3 separate regions of the Homo sapiens genome follow, and regions 2 and 3 are each linked to region 1. A link is a contact called in ENCODE Hi-C or POLR2A ChIA-PET data. All regions are on one chromosome and are shown on one strand. Each heading gives the region's core, a stretch centred on a gene start or an enhancer-like site at or near the end of the contact. The rest is flanking DNA. Distances are from core to core; before and after follow the strand shown. Region 1 holds the start of ATF3 (activating transcription factor 3). Region 2 has its middle 28 kb from the start of TATDN3. Region 3 has its middle 17 kb from the start of LINC02771.

Region 1 (3,911 bases), core at 901-3,400:
ATCATAGTTCAACCTGTAAACTGGTCAAAATTTCTGTTTCACAGCAGAAAGAGTAAAAAGCTTCACGTGTTCTCCCTCCTCTCCTTGCTTCACTTTATAATGGTGCTATTTATTCCAGAACAATCTATAAGTAGATAAAATAGCTAAGTAGAGATAACAAATAACTTCATTCAAATGCAAACACTCCTCCACCTAATCCCGCCCGGTGTCCGCCGGGCTGCTCCGACACGCCCGGGGTTTACCTGCGCGCACTCCAGCGGGAGGGCGGGTTGTGGAGGTGTGCTGAGCGGCGCGCGGGGGTGAGGGCGTGGAAGCGGAGGGTGGGGCCCGGAGAGCCGTTACCAGGGCGAAAAGTAAAGCGAAAACACCCGCCCTGCACTTCCCGCGCGACGCCGCTGGAAATCGGTTCAGGTCCAGAGCAGGATCTCGGAGGATCCCGCGTGGAACTCCAGGGCTCCCGGGTCCGCCGGGGCGCAAAGACTTCCGAGGCCGCCCTCCGCGTGTTCCCAGGCCCGTGGAGAGGTGGGTGGTCTGAGTGAGGTCGGGCTTGGCGGCGAGGAACCCCGGTGGGGGGAACTGGGGACTTCAAGTGAGACCCAGGCTCCAGACACCTCTAGTTTCTACCCCAAATTACCAAACTGTGACCTTCGGCCGCCTCTCTCCCAGAGGCAGGTGGAAAGGAGCAGGTGTTTCTGCCCTTCACCGTGCCCCCACACCCTGCGGCCGCGCAGGTCTCCCTCCCAGGCAGGTGCGAAAGTCCCAGGCCACACTTGTGTCTACAAATAGTCATCCACGGGCAGTCAAGAAGGTTCCTTGGTTCTGCCGCTCTCTGAGCAGAAATTGTTGGGGTCGGGGAATAAGAACCAGGAAATCGTTTTTAAGGTTCAAACCCAGTTCTGCTGAGGTCTCAGCTCGAATCTCGGACCACGGGGCCCCGCCTTTCCCGCCACCCTGGCTTGAGGGCAGAGGGGATTTCTGCTGCGGGTTCCGCCTGTGGTCATTGCGTCCCCATTCCGGGCCGTCCGGTCCCAGTCCAATCGGCTCTGGGAGCAGAAGAACACGTGAAAGCTGAACATGGGTTTTCCCTAAATATTGCCTGAGAGCGGGGCGACCCCCAGGCCTGGGCAGGTTCGCGGACCCCAAAGCACCTTCTCTTTCCCCCTCCTCCTGGCCGCTGGCTTCCGCCCCCTCCTACCCTCCCACCGGGTTGCCTCTGATTCCTCCTGGACTCCGATCTTTTCACGCTCTTGTTGGTTTCACTGACATGTTCTTGTCAATTTCAAACGCTTTGTGATTGTAAAAAAAAAAAAATCGAACCGATACGGTCCTACCACTCGCCCTAGTTTCGGAGCCCGGAGCTGTCCTGCGTGTGCGTCCATGTGGAGTGTCCGGGGCTGCGGGCTCGGGCGCACGGTGCCAGCCGAGGGCTGCCCTCCGCTTTTGTGTTAACCGGCGGGCTTCTCGCGGTCCCCGCCGCAGAGGTCACACCCGGCGGGTAACGGCGTGGATACACCGAAGGGTGACTTTGGACACCTTCCCCACACCACAGACTAACGCTTCTGCCCCTACTCCGCCCCTGCTAGAGAAGTAGGAGGCCAGTGGGGGAGGGGGTATTTTCCTGAAGCTCCAGAAAATGACCACGCATTTTAGAGAAAGGTCGTGCCCGCTTCCCAGCCTCACCTAGTCTGGGCTGGGGCCGGGACCCGCCTCCCCACCTTCCCCGCCCCCCCCGCTCTTCAACCTAGCGGAGGGACAGATGCCAGCGCGGTGGAGTCATGCCGCTGGCTTGGGCACCATTGGTCATGCCTGGAACACGCAGCAGCGAGTACGCACATCTGGCGGCTATCCCGGGCGGCTCCGGTCCTGATATGGAGAGAGAGGGCGGGCTGGTGTGTGTCTCAGTGAGCGAGGCTGGGGGAACGCGCCTGGGCTGGCTCCTCCCCGAACTTGCATCACCAGTGCCCCCTCTCTCCACCCGCCTTCGGCCCCGCCTTGGCCCCTCCTCCACCCCCCTTCCTCCGCTCCGTTCGGCCGGTTCTCCCGGGAAGCTATTAATAGCATTACGTCAGCCTGGGACTGGCAACACGGAGTAAACGACCGCGCCGCCAGCCTGAGGGCTATAAAAGGGGTGATGCAACGCTCTCCAAGCCACAGTCGCACGCAGCCAGGCGCGCACTGCACAGCTCTCTTCTCTCGCCGCCGCCCGAGCGCACCCTTCAGCCCGCGCGCCGGCCGTGAGTCCTCGGTGCTCGCCCGCCGGCCAGACAAACAGCCCGCCCGACCCCGTCCCGACCCTGGCCGCCCCGAGCGGAGCCTGGAGGTGAGCGCTGGAAGCCGAGGGAGTGAGCGCGACGAGGGCTGCTCGCCTTCATTCCCTTCGCGCCCCTCTAAGTAACCAGTCCGCCGACCCCTGACCCACCCCGGATCCGCGCCCCCAGCCTCCGGCTTGGAAATAACTCTGGCTTAAACTTCTTCTAAGCCACCGCTGCTCCTCGGCGCTTCGAAAAGTTTCCCGCAAAGCGAAAGAACTAACTTTCTCTTTTGACTTGGGGCGCGAAAGGTTCCTGGTGACGGAGGTCGGGCGTCCACTCTGCCGCCAGCCTCGAGCGCCGCTTCTCTCCGCCGACGGCGCTGGCTTGCCCGGCTGGGAGAGGGCGTAAGGTGGGTGGGCGGGTGCGTTGGGGTGTCCGAGGCTGCCTCGCTCGCCGTCCCGCTCCATCCCTCGCTTCGAGACACGGCACTGTGGGAGCCGATCCTTCCCGGGTGGGGGGGGGGGGGCGCAGAGAGGCACGAAGGCCGGAGGCTTGCGGGAGGGCTGCCCCACGCGCCGAGAGGAATGAATGGGGAAGGGGCGAGAGGGCGGGAGGCGTCCCGGGCGCGGCCGCTGGGGGTCGCCCTGGGTACCCCGCAGCACTGGCGGCAGGACCGTGAAGGCAACCCCGAGAAAAAGTTAGCTGGGATAAGCTTGGAAGTGGCGAGCGCTGGTGTCGCGCTGTCCCGGGGCGGAAGACGGGGAGGGCTCCCGGCAACGGCTGGTGTCCGGACCCCGAGCCCGGGACTCCCACACACCTGGGACTCTCACTCTGGCTTTTCCTTCGGCGGGTCCGCGGGAGACCCACCGTGGCGGGGAAGCGAGGGTGTGGAGCCACTTGTGCAGATATTTGAGAGAATGGCTTTGTGGTCTAGTGCCAGGACTCTGAGCGCTTACACTGCAATCGATGTCGTTGGGCCTCAGTATGCGGAGCCGGGAAATAAGGGCACATGGGCAGTACCGGCCCCCTCTGCGTGTTGGAGGGCACAATGCAGTGGTTGGACCAGATAACTACTAAGGTCCTTTCTGTCTGGAGATTTTCAGATTTTGGAGTGGTGTAGTGGGGAGAAAAGGAGCCAGTGAGGGGACTTGAATGGGGTGGGTCTCTATCTAATGTCATTCACCAGTGTCCAGACAGTGGGGGAAAGGGGACTTTTCTGCAGGGCATCTTTTCCCTCACCAGCTTTCTTTCCACTGGATTCGTTCTCCTTCTCTGCTCCCCCCACTCCCATTTTCATTTCTCATCTACTTCCTTTCCTCCTAAACATTTTCTTTTCCCTAATTTCATTGCATAGGTCACATATGCTTTCTTACAAATAAAATAGTTACTAAATCCTTGATGAACCCAGAAAGAAAAGGAGAGCCAGAAAATCTGGATGTTCTCTCAGTGTACCCCTTTCGTTGTAGGTGACAGTCATATCTTCTGTTCGAAGTTTCTGTCTCTGTAACTTAAAGTGAAGGCAAAAAATTGGTATTACTGTCCCCATTGTTTTGCAGTTAGCATTGGTTGTAGAATAATGCTACAACATACAGGCTCCTGCTTTGAGGATATCCTGGGCAAAGATGGGATGGGGTGAGGATTGCAGTTACTGTCGGAATG
Region 2 (3,911 bases), core at 947-3,446, 210 kb after region 1:
TCTGAAAATAGCCACAAGTATTATAATTACAAAATATTCACACCTGTAATCCTAGCCCTTTGTGAGGCTGAGGCATGTGGATCGCTTGAGGCCAGGAGCTTGAGACCAGCCTGGCTCACATGGCAAAACCCTGTCTCTACTAAAATATTAATAGTTTAAAAAGCTGGGTGTGGTGGCGCATGCCTGTAATCCCAGCTACTCAGGAGGCTGAGGCATGAAAATCGCTTGAACCTGGGAGGTGGTAGTTGCAGTGAGCCAAGATGGTGCCACTGCATTCCAGCCTGAGCAACAGTGAGACTCTGTCTCAAAAAAAAAAAAAAAAAAAAAAATTATGGTCATGCAGAACATCTCCCACTAAGCCTGCAGAATGTCCAGATGTCCTGAGTGCAGCCCACTTCACTCAAAGATAACATTAATGAGTAGGCTTAGTTTGAAGGATTAATGGTCATTATAGCACCAATAGCCTTGACCTTTAGTGAGCATATATGCACATTCCAAGTTTAATCATAGCTCCTTACAGTTTCTTCTAAGTAGAGACACTACCCAAGGACAGTGTGTTCCTCCTGCTTTCTGAGGACTTACTACTCTCTAACAGAGTAGTTCTAATAAACTTTCTTCCTTCACTGTGCTCTGTGACTCCTCTCCAGTTCTTCCCTGTGCTAGACCCAAGGACTGGCTCTTGGAGTCTCTTTTCCAGCAACACTATAGCAATGTAGAACAAAGTACTATAAACCAGTTCGTTGACACTTTCACATATTCCTTTTGACTATAGCTACCTGTGTATGTGTTTTCCATCTTTAGAAATTGCAAGCCTTTTGAGAACAAACCAATTTTAGTTTGTTTTTGCATCTTCTACATAGTCTGAAACAAGGCCTGCAATATGATATGCTCTCAATTTTTTTTTTTTTTTTTTTGAGACAGAGTCTCACGCTGTCACCCAGGCTGGAGGGCAGTGGTGCAATCTCGGCTCACTGCAACCTCCGCTTCCCGAGTTCAAGCGATTCTCCTGCCTCAGCCTCCCAAGTGGCTGCTATTACAGGTGCCCGCCACCACAACCAGCTAATTTTTTTGTATTTTTAGTAGAGACGGGGTTTCACCATGTTGTCCAGGCTGGTCTCGAACTCCTGACCTCGTGATCCGCCCTCCTCGGCCTCCCAAAGTGCTGGGATTACAGGTGTGAGCCACCATGCTCAGCCTCAAATATTTTTAAATTAGTGAATGGAGGCAGTAAGTCTTAAACTGACTGCAATAGAGAAAAATATTTATCTTTCAATCTGCAATGGCTATTGGATATCACATACCTTTCCACATTTTTTTTTTTAAATGAGTCCCACTCTGTAGCCCAGGCTGGAGTGCAGTGGCACGATCTCGGCTCACTGCAACCTCTACCTCCTGGGTTCAAGTGATTCTCTTGCCCCAGCCTCCTGAGTAGCTGGGATGACAGGCACCCGCCACCACGCCCGGCTTATTTTTTGTATTTTTAGTGGAGATAGGGTTTCGCCATGTTGACCAGGCAGGTCTTGAACTCCTGATCTCAGGTGATCCACCTGCCTCAGCCTCCCAAAGTGCTGGGATTACAAGTGTGAGCCACCGAGCCCAGCCTCCTTTCCACAGTTTTTTGAGAAACATATTTTTCTCCTTTAACTTATAAATCTACTAAATACCATCCAGAGATTTCCTAATGTTGAACCATTCTGAAAAATAGGAATAAACTCTTTTGGCCTGGAACAAGTCTTTCTGCATTCTATAGGAACACCCTCTCCCCTCAACTGAAAGGCAAAAAGAGATCTGCCACCTCCCTCGCCACACTGCCGCAGCATATGGTGACCTTCCTTACTAAAGGAAATGGTTTGTATTCTAGCTCCTTTTTTTTCTTTTCTTTCTTTCTTTCTTTTTTTTCTTTTAATTTTTTTTTTTTAGGTTAGAGCAGAAGTTTAATAAGCAAAAGGAAGAAAGCTGTCTGGATGAGAGAGGGGTCCCAGAAAGATGGGTTGCCCTCTTATTCTAGCTCTTGTCTTTATTTGAGTAAGAATCAGATGAAATTGTCTTATTCTTTAAAGAATTGTTATCGGCTCTTTTCTTTCATTATTTTGTAACTAAGAGTTCATTTAATCACCTTGCTGCTTGCTCTTTATCTCTGGTTCACTATTTTCCTGTCGTAATCCCCTCCGTACTTTGCTGTTGCACATTTCCTTCCCCTCTCCAAGCCCGCCTTCTAAACTAAACATGAAGGGGAATCCCGTTTTTGCATGGTCAAGCTTCACTCATACTTCAGAGTTTAATTTCTTGCCTTTGCCCTTTCTTGCCCTTTTGTGCTTTTGACAGAATACTTCAAAGCAGCATATGTAAATTTTCATTTCATTTATAGGATCTGAGTAACTTAGAAAGGGTTTCCAGAGACTGTTCTATGCTTGTTAGAGCTTAGCTTTTCAAGCATAGGCAAATCTCACTGTCCTTTATAAATTATGACAACGTCAGTACTGATGATTACAGAGTCAGTAAAAAAGATAAAATGGAAAGAGATGAGATAATTCAAAGATTACCAGTGCTACAAGTTTAAACATAGGACTCTAAGCAAAAATATCCTAATAGGACCTCCTGAAACCCTTCCTCTTTGGCTAATTCTGAAACACACATATCTCCAAAAAAGATGACTTCTTTAGTGAGCATTCCTGTAATTCATGAAAATCTGTAGTATTTATGCCTTAGGTATTAAAAATGGTGCAAATAACTTCTCATTTCTCAGTTTAGTAGTTTAAGTTATACATATTGAGGCTAGGCACAGTGGCTCACGCCTGTAATCCCAGCACTTTGGGAGGCTGAGGCAGGTGGATCTCTTGAGGTCAGGAGTTCAAGAGCAGCCTGGCCAACATGGCGAAACCCTGCCTCTACTAAAAACACAAAAATTAGCTGGTCTTTGTGGCATGCACCTGTGGTCCCAGCTACTCAAGAGGCTGAAGGAGGAGAATCACTTCAACCCAGGAGGTGGAGGTTGCAGTGAGCTGAGATTGTGCCACTGCACTCCAGCCTGGGCAACAAGGCGAGATTCAGTCTCAAAAAAAAGTTGTACATGTTGAGAACCTTGCCTAGCATGTAAGAACAGAAAGTGTTAAGAGCCTAATGTGTGTACAAGACTTTTCTGTGGATTACTTCTGAGGCTCAAGTAATTTAACTAAATTGTATAAATTCTCACAGCTAATGTGTGATACATTTAGAACTATAATACCCTGACTTCCATCCCAGCACTGTTTTCCAAATATCAAATGCCTCCCAGTCTGCCATCTACATGAGCTTAAGTGACATCCTTCACAGGCCATCCTTAGAGTATTGCAAATCAGGAACTCTGAATTGGGGGGCTGGCCTCTGAGTGTACAGGCAATAACTGAGGGAAGTATTAGGGAGGGAGAAGGGATCTTGCGGTTCACATGGATGGACGTTAGACAGGTTTGTTGTTTTTGTTTTGTTTTGTTTTGTTTTTGGTCATCCCATATGTGAGTTCCCTTTGTGTGGGGAATGCCTCACCTTATTAAGCAAACCTGCTTCCCACTATAGAAGTTAAAACTGCCAAGTAATCACTTTCCAGCCCCTCTTGCAACCAGGACACTGATTTTAAAAAGCCAGTACTGAGCTTACTCCATGCTTACAAGTGTGGGTAGTGTGGCAGGGATTTTAATGGCAATATTCTGAGGCTAGCTTGCAGAAGGTGGCAGTGTGTTAGCCACACAGTCTATGCCCAGTGTCTGTGGCAGTGGAGTCTCTATGGTTCTTGTACACTGGCTTGAGTTTGTTTTGTCATCCCTCCTGGAAATTTTATGAACTATTCAATATCCTTCAGTAAATTCCTTTTCTGCTTAAATTAGCCAAATTTGGCTGGGCACAGTGGCTTGTGCCTATAATCCCAGCACTTTGGG
Region 3 (3,911 bases), core at 1,010-3,509, 150 kb before region 1:
AGGCAGAACCTGGAGCGAGTGTGACCCTGAGGTGTCAGGGAGCGGAAGCCTAAGGTCTCCAGTGGGTGGCTGGTGGGTGCAGCTATTTCAGAGTAGCCTGATCAGCCAGGCTGCTGCTGTCTTTTCCCTGTGTGTGAGCCAGGCTTTTGCTCCCCTGCTGTCCCCCCGCCCCCTTGGCTGCAGTTACCTCTACCCTGTCCTTGCCTCTCCCAGCTGAAGCCTACTTCCTGCCTCACTGCCCCTGCCCCTGCCTCTTGTCCAAGTCGGTGCTGATGGTCATTGCAATAGCGGCACTGGGCTAGCATGAGCCAGGTGCTGGCATGCCATGTTTGCGGCTTAATTTATTCTCTTCAAGGTGGTACTAACATTTGGTTGGGTCTTAGGAAGCATAAGTAACTTGCAAGGGAAACTACACCTCTGACAACTGAGAGGTGCTGGAGCTGAGATTCCAAGGCAAGTCTTCCTTCCAGCCTGGCCACTTTCCATTCTGCCCTGTTGTGCTTCAAGATCGAGCCTTCCAGGGAGCTCCACCCCAGGGCCATTGGAATTAGGATGTGGCATGCCGAGCTGGTGGCAGAGACTCTAAAATCATAGCCAGGGAAGGTACCTGGAGGTCCTGTGGAGAGAGACTCTACTTCTGTGTGTGTGTGTGTGTGTATGTGTGTGTCTGTCTGTCTCTCTGTCTCCCAGGCTGGAGTGCAATGGTGCAAACTGCAACCTCTGCCTCCTGGGTTCAAGTGATTCTCCTGCCTCAGCCTCCCAAGTAGCTGGGATTACAGGCACCTGCCACCACACCCGGCTAATTTTTTTACTTTTAGTAAAGACAGAGTTTCACTATGTTGGCCAGGGTGGTCTTGAACTCCTGATCTCAAGTAATCCTCCTGCCTCGGCCTGCCAAAGTGCTGGGATTGTAGGCATGTGCCACTACACCTGGCCTTGTTTTGCTTTTTTTTTTTTTTTTTTTTTTTAACACATAGTTTAATCCTTTAGTTAACAAGTATTTCTTGTGCTCTAGTCTTCACAGAATTCTGTGGTGAACAAGACCTGCTGTCATTTGAGAGAGGCTCTCTCGGACTAAGGATGTGTGATACAGGCTCAGGGTACTAAGCCCCATGGCATCACCCAGAGGGAGGTCGTGGGACCCAGGCCCACCTGTGGGAGCTCAGAGCCTGCTGGTGGCAGCTGCAAGCCACCCCAAAGATAGGAGAGGTCATAGTGGCTGTGGTGGCCGGTGATGCCCACCTGGAGGCCATGTGAGCTGTGGCTGGGACTCCCTTGTCTAATCTCCCCCATATTTCTGGATTTGGCCTCCACATTGAGGAATCTCTTACTACTCAGGATCCCTGAAATACATCTGTTGCCTTCCTGCCTGAGCCCTCTCACTTCTTCCCCTTTCCCGTTTATCCATGACCCTCCCCTTAACTGTCACTCATAACCTCTGTCTGATTCACACCACTGCACTCTCTCTGCCATTCCTTCAAAGATCAAGCAGTTTCCTTCTGTTAAACAAAATGTATGGGAGGCCATTATTTGGACTGACCTCCTGCATTAGGGTCCAACAGACCCATCCAAAATGGAGTCACTCACACTAAGGTTCCGCACCACGAAACCAAAAACGAAGCTGTTTACTTGGATCTGAGCTTCTGAGAAATCAGGAGAGAGTTGATAGTCATATCCCATTAGGCTAACAAGATCCTCAATAAGGAAAGTAACTTTGAAACGGCCAATCTGCATCTTATTTCTTGTTTTGGCTTTCTTCAGCCTTTTCTGCCTATAAGCTCAGCCCTTAGCTCAGCTCATGGGAGTTCCTTTTTATTTTGTAGACTGGATACTGCCCAGTTCATGAATTGCTAATAAAGGCAAACTAGACCTTTACAGCTCAATTTATTGAAATTTTGTTATTTGATACGTCCCACAATTTAACAATTGCACCTGATTTCACATATCCATTAATCAACAAAGGAGATGCATATTTCTTGCTTATTATATGTCCAGCACTGCCCTAGGTCCTGGTTTTGGGGTGAGGTGGGAGGAAGGATCGATTAAAATAAATGCAGGAACCTGCTCTGCTCTTAAGGGTCCCCAAAGAGGAGAGCAGTGGGCTGAGTTGCAAAGTGGTTTCTCTAGGACCAGGAGCTGTGGAGATCCACAGGGATCCCAGCCACAGAGTCCCCAGCAAGGCAGGCTTGGGGTAGGAGCTTGCTGAAGGGTGTTGGTTTTTTCTTGGACACTTCTGTCCTGGTCCGACCCACCAGCAGCTGCCTGCATGGGACGACAGTGCCCCCTGGTGGTCAATTCCGGGAACTCTCCAGCAGCTGTTTTGTAAAGCCCAGAGGATTAAGCTCCCTCAAGAACTTCTATTTTTGGTTCCCAGTATTTCCATAATGAAATGCTAACAGAAGCAGCCAAATGGCTTCCCAAAGGACCTGAAAGCTGCACTGCCGAACTCCTGTGTTCTCCAGCTCTCTGCTTCCCAGGGGTCAGATCTGCTGTTGGTTCTCAGGGGCAGTTCTCTGTTCCATACGGTTTAATTAAAGGGTCCCAGGGAGAGCAACTATATGTTTGCCTTGCCGAGTCTGACCTCAGGCTGTGTGCACATTCAGAGTGACGTGTTGGAAAGAACACTGGATCCAGGATCAGGAGGCTCATCCCACGCCAGCCGCTAAGTAGCTGTGAGATAATAATTTCAATAATAGCTACATTTTATTCAGTATTTACTCTGAGCCAGACATTGCACCAAGAGCTTCACATACATTGTTGACTTTGATCCTCACAACAAGCCTGTGAGATTGATACTGCTGTCATCTCCAGAAATCGAGGCAGAGAGAAGTCAAGTAACTTGGCCAAGATCATACAGTATGTGGCAGAGTTAGGACTTGAGTTCATGTTTCTGGGCATCCACTATGCTACACTGAACTGTGGAACTCAAAGAATCGGAAACTAGTGGTAGTGTCCAGACACTGATGTTTTTAAATGTTCCCCAGGTGATGGTGATGTGGAGCCACCTTTGTAATCTATAGGGTCCCACCAGCTATAACACTCAATGAGCCCCATGCCTTCCAAGAAGCAGAGGTGAAGTTGGGATGAGGGGAGAAGCCTGGGTTCAGGCCCTAATCTCCATGGATGTACAGGGCTGAACAGAGTCACAAGCACAGCAGAAACACCATGATGGCAGAGCAGTCATCCTGCCTGCTGTCCTCTTTATCTGGAGATGGTTTGTAGGACAGGAGAGCAATTGCCTTCCACAACATTCCTCAGAGTTCGTTATGTCGCATACACCCCAATCTACAGATCCATCACCTGTCCATTTATCTCAATGCCTCTAGAGCCATTTTCTATTTTTTAATAGATTCATTTGACAAACACTTGAGACTTATGATGTGCCAGGCCCTGAGTCTGCAGGGGTGGAAGAAGCTGGCATGGCCCCACTCTTGTGAGTTGGCAATCTAGAGGAGGAGATAGACAGACAGCACATTTTGGAAAAAAAAAAAGCACACTGTGACACATGCTCTGAACGACACAGCAATGCACAGTGGTGGAAAACAATAGGAGAGCAGAGGGACCTAATAAGACAGAATGAGCTGGGATTAAGCAGAGACCAGAAGAATGTGTTTAGTGTGTGCCTCCTGTTGGTAAATGAGCTCTGTTGTGTTCACTACACACTGGGCAGTTTGGTGCAGAGCTTGCTTTTCCCTGGGCCTCTACTGGAGTCCCCTCCAGGAGACATGGGGTGGCTGCTGTTGACATTTTCTCCCTGAAAGCCCAGGTATCTCTCCAGAGATGGAGAACTCTGAGCTTCCTTTTTACAGAAAGGACTCAAACTGGTGGCTGTTTGGGGATGGGACGATGATGGGTGATGTTTGAGGCCGGAGTTTCAGAATCAGAAAAGTCTCTGTAGTCAAGGCCTTGAG

Evidence for each region. Hi-C counts contacts between places; a loop is a spot of excess contacts on that map. ChIA-PET counts read pairs that join two places held with the same protein, here RNA polymerase II (POLR2A). Pooled maps may share reads with other maps.
Region 2: a loop to region 1 is called in a pooled map, with 2.8 times the contacts of the local background. The contact joins the enhancer-like site here to the promoter of ATF3 in region 1. A Hi-C loop is called at or near these places in 2 of 50 pooled maps. POLR2A ChIA-PET finds 5 or more read pairs at or near these places in 8 of 52 experiments (A549, BJ, Caco-2 and 4 more).
Region 3: a loop to region 1 is called in a pooled map, with 5 times the contacts of the local background. The contact joins the enhancer-like site here to the promoter of ATF3 in region 1. A Hi-C loop is called at or near these places in 6 of 50 pooled maps. POLR2A ChIA-PET finds 5 or more read pairs at or near these places in 24 of 52 experiments (A549, AG04449, AG04450 and 18 more).

What each region holds. Positions count from the first base shown.
Region 1 is chr1:212,606,611-212,610,521 of GRCh38, forward strand. It overlaps ATF3 (activating transcription factor 3), which reads left to right and starts at 2,151. Exons shown (of 4, transcript NM_001674.4): 1 at 2,151-2,320. RefSeq lists silencers at 243-422, 1,813-2,022, 2,643-2,782, 2,793-2,972 and enhancers at 819-1,776, 1,777-2,734, 2,473-2,532.
Region 2 is chr1:212,817,600-212,821,510 of GRCh38, forward strand. No RefSeq gene overlaps it. Among named protein-coding and RNA genes, the nearest start is that of TATDN3, 28 kb to the left of the region's middle. Within about 2 kb of position 2,197, at least 2 of the 41 ENCODE cell types and tissues checked have a DNase peak (open chromatin) inside an H3K27ac peak, as active enhancers do.
Region 3 is chr1:212,453,777-212,457,687 of GRCh38, forward strand. No RefSeq gene overlaps it. Among named protein-coding and RNA genes, the nearest start is that of LINC02771, 17 kb to the right of the region's middle. RefSeq lists an enhancer at 1-4. Within about 2 kb of position 2,260, at least 4 of the 41 ENCODE cell types and tissues checked have a DNase peak (open chromatin) inside an H3K27ac peak, as active enhancers do.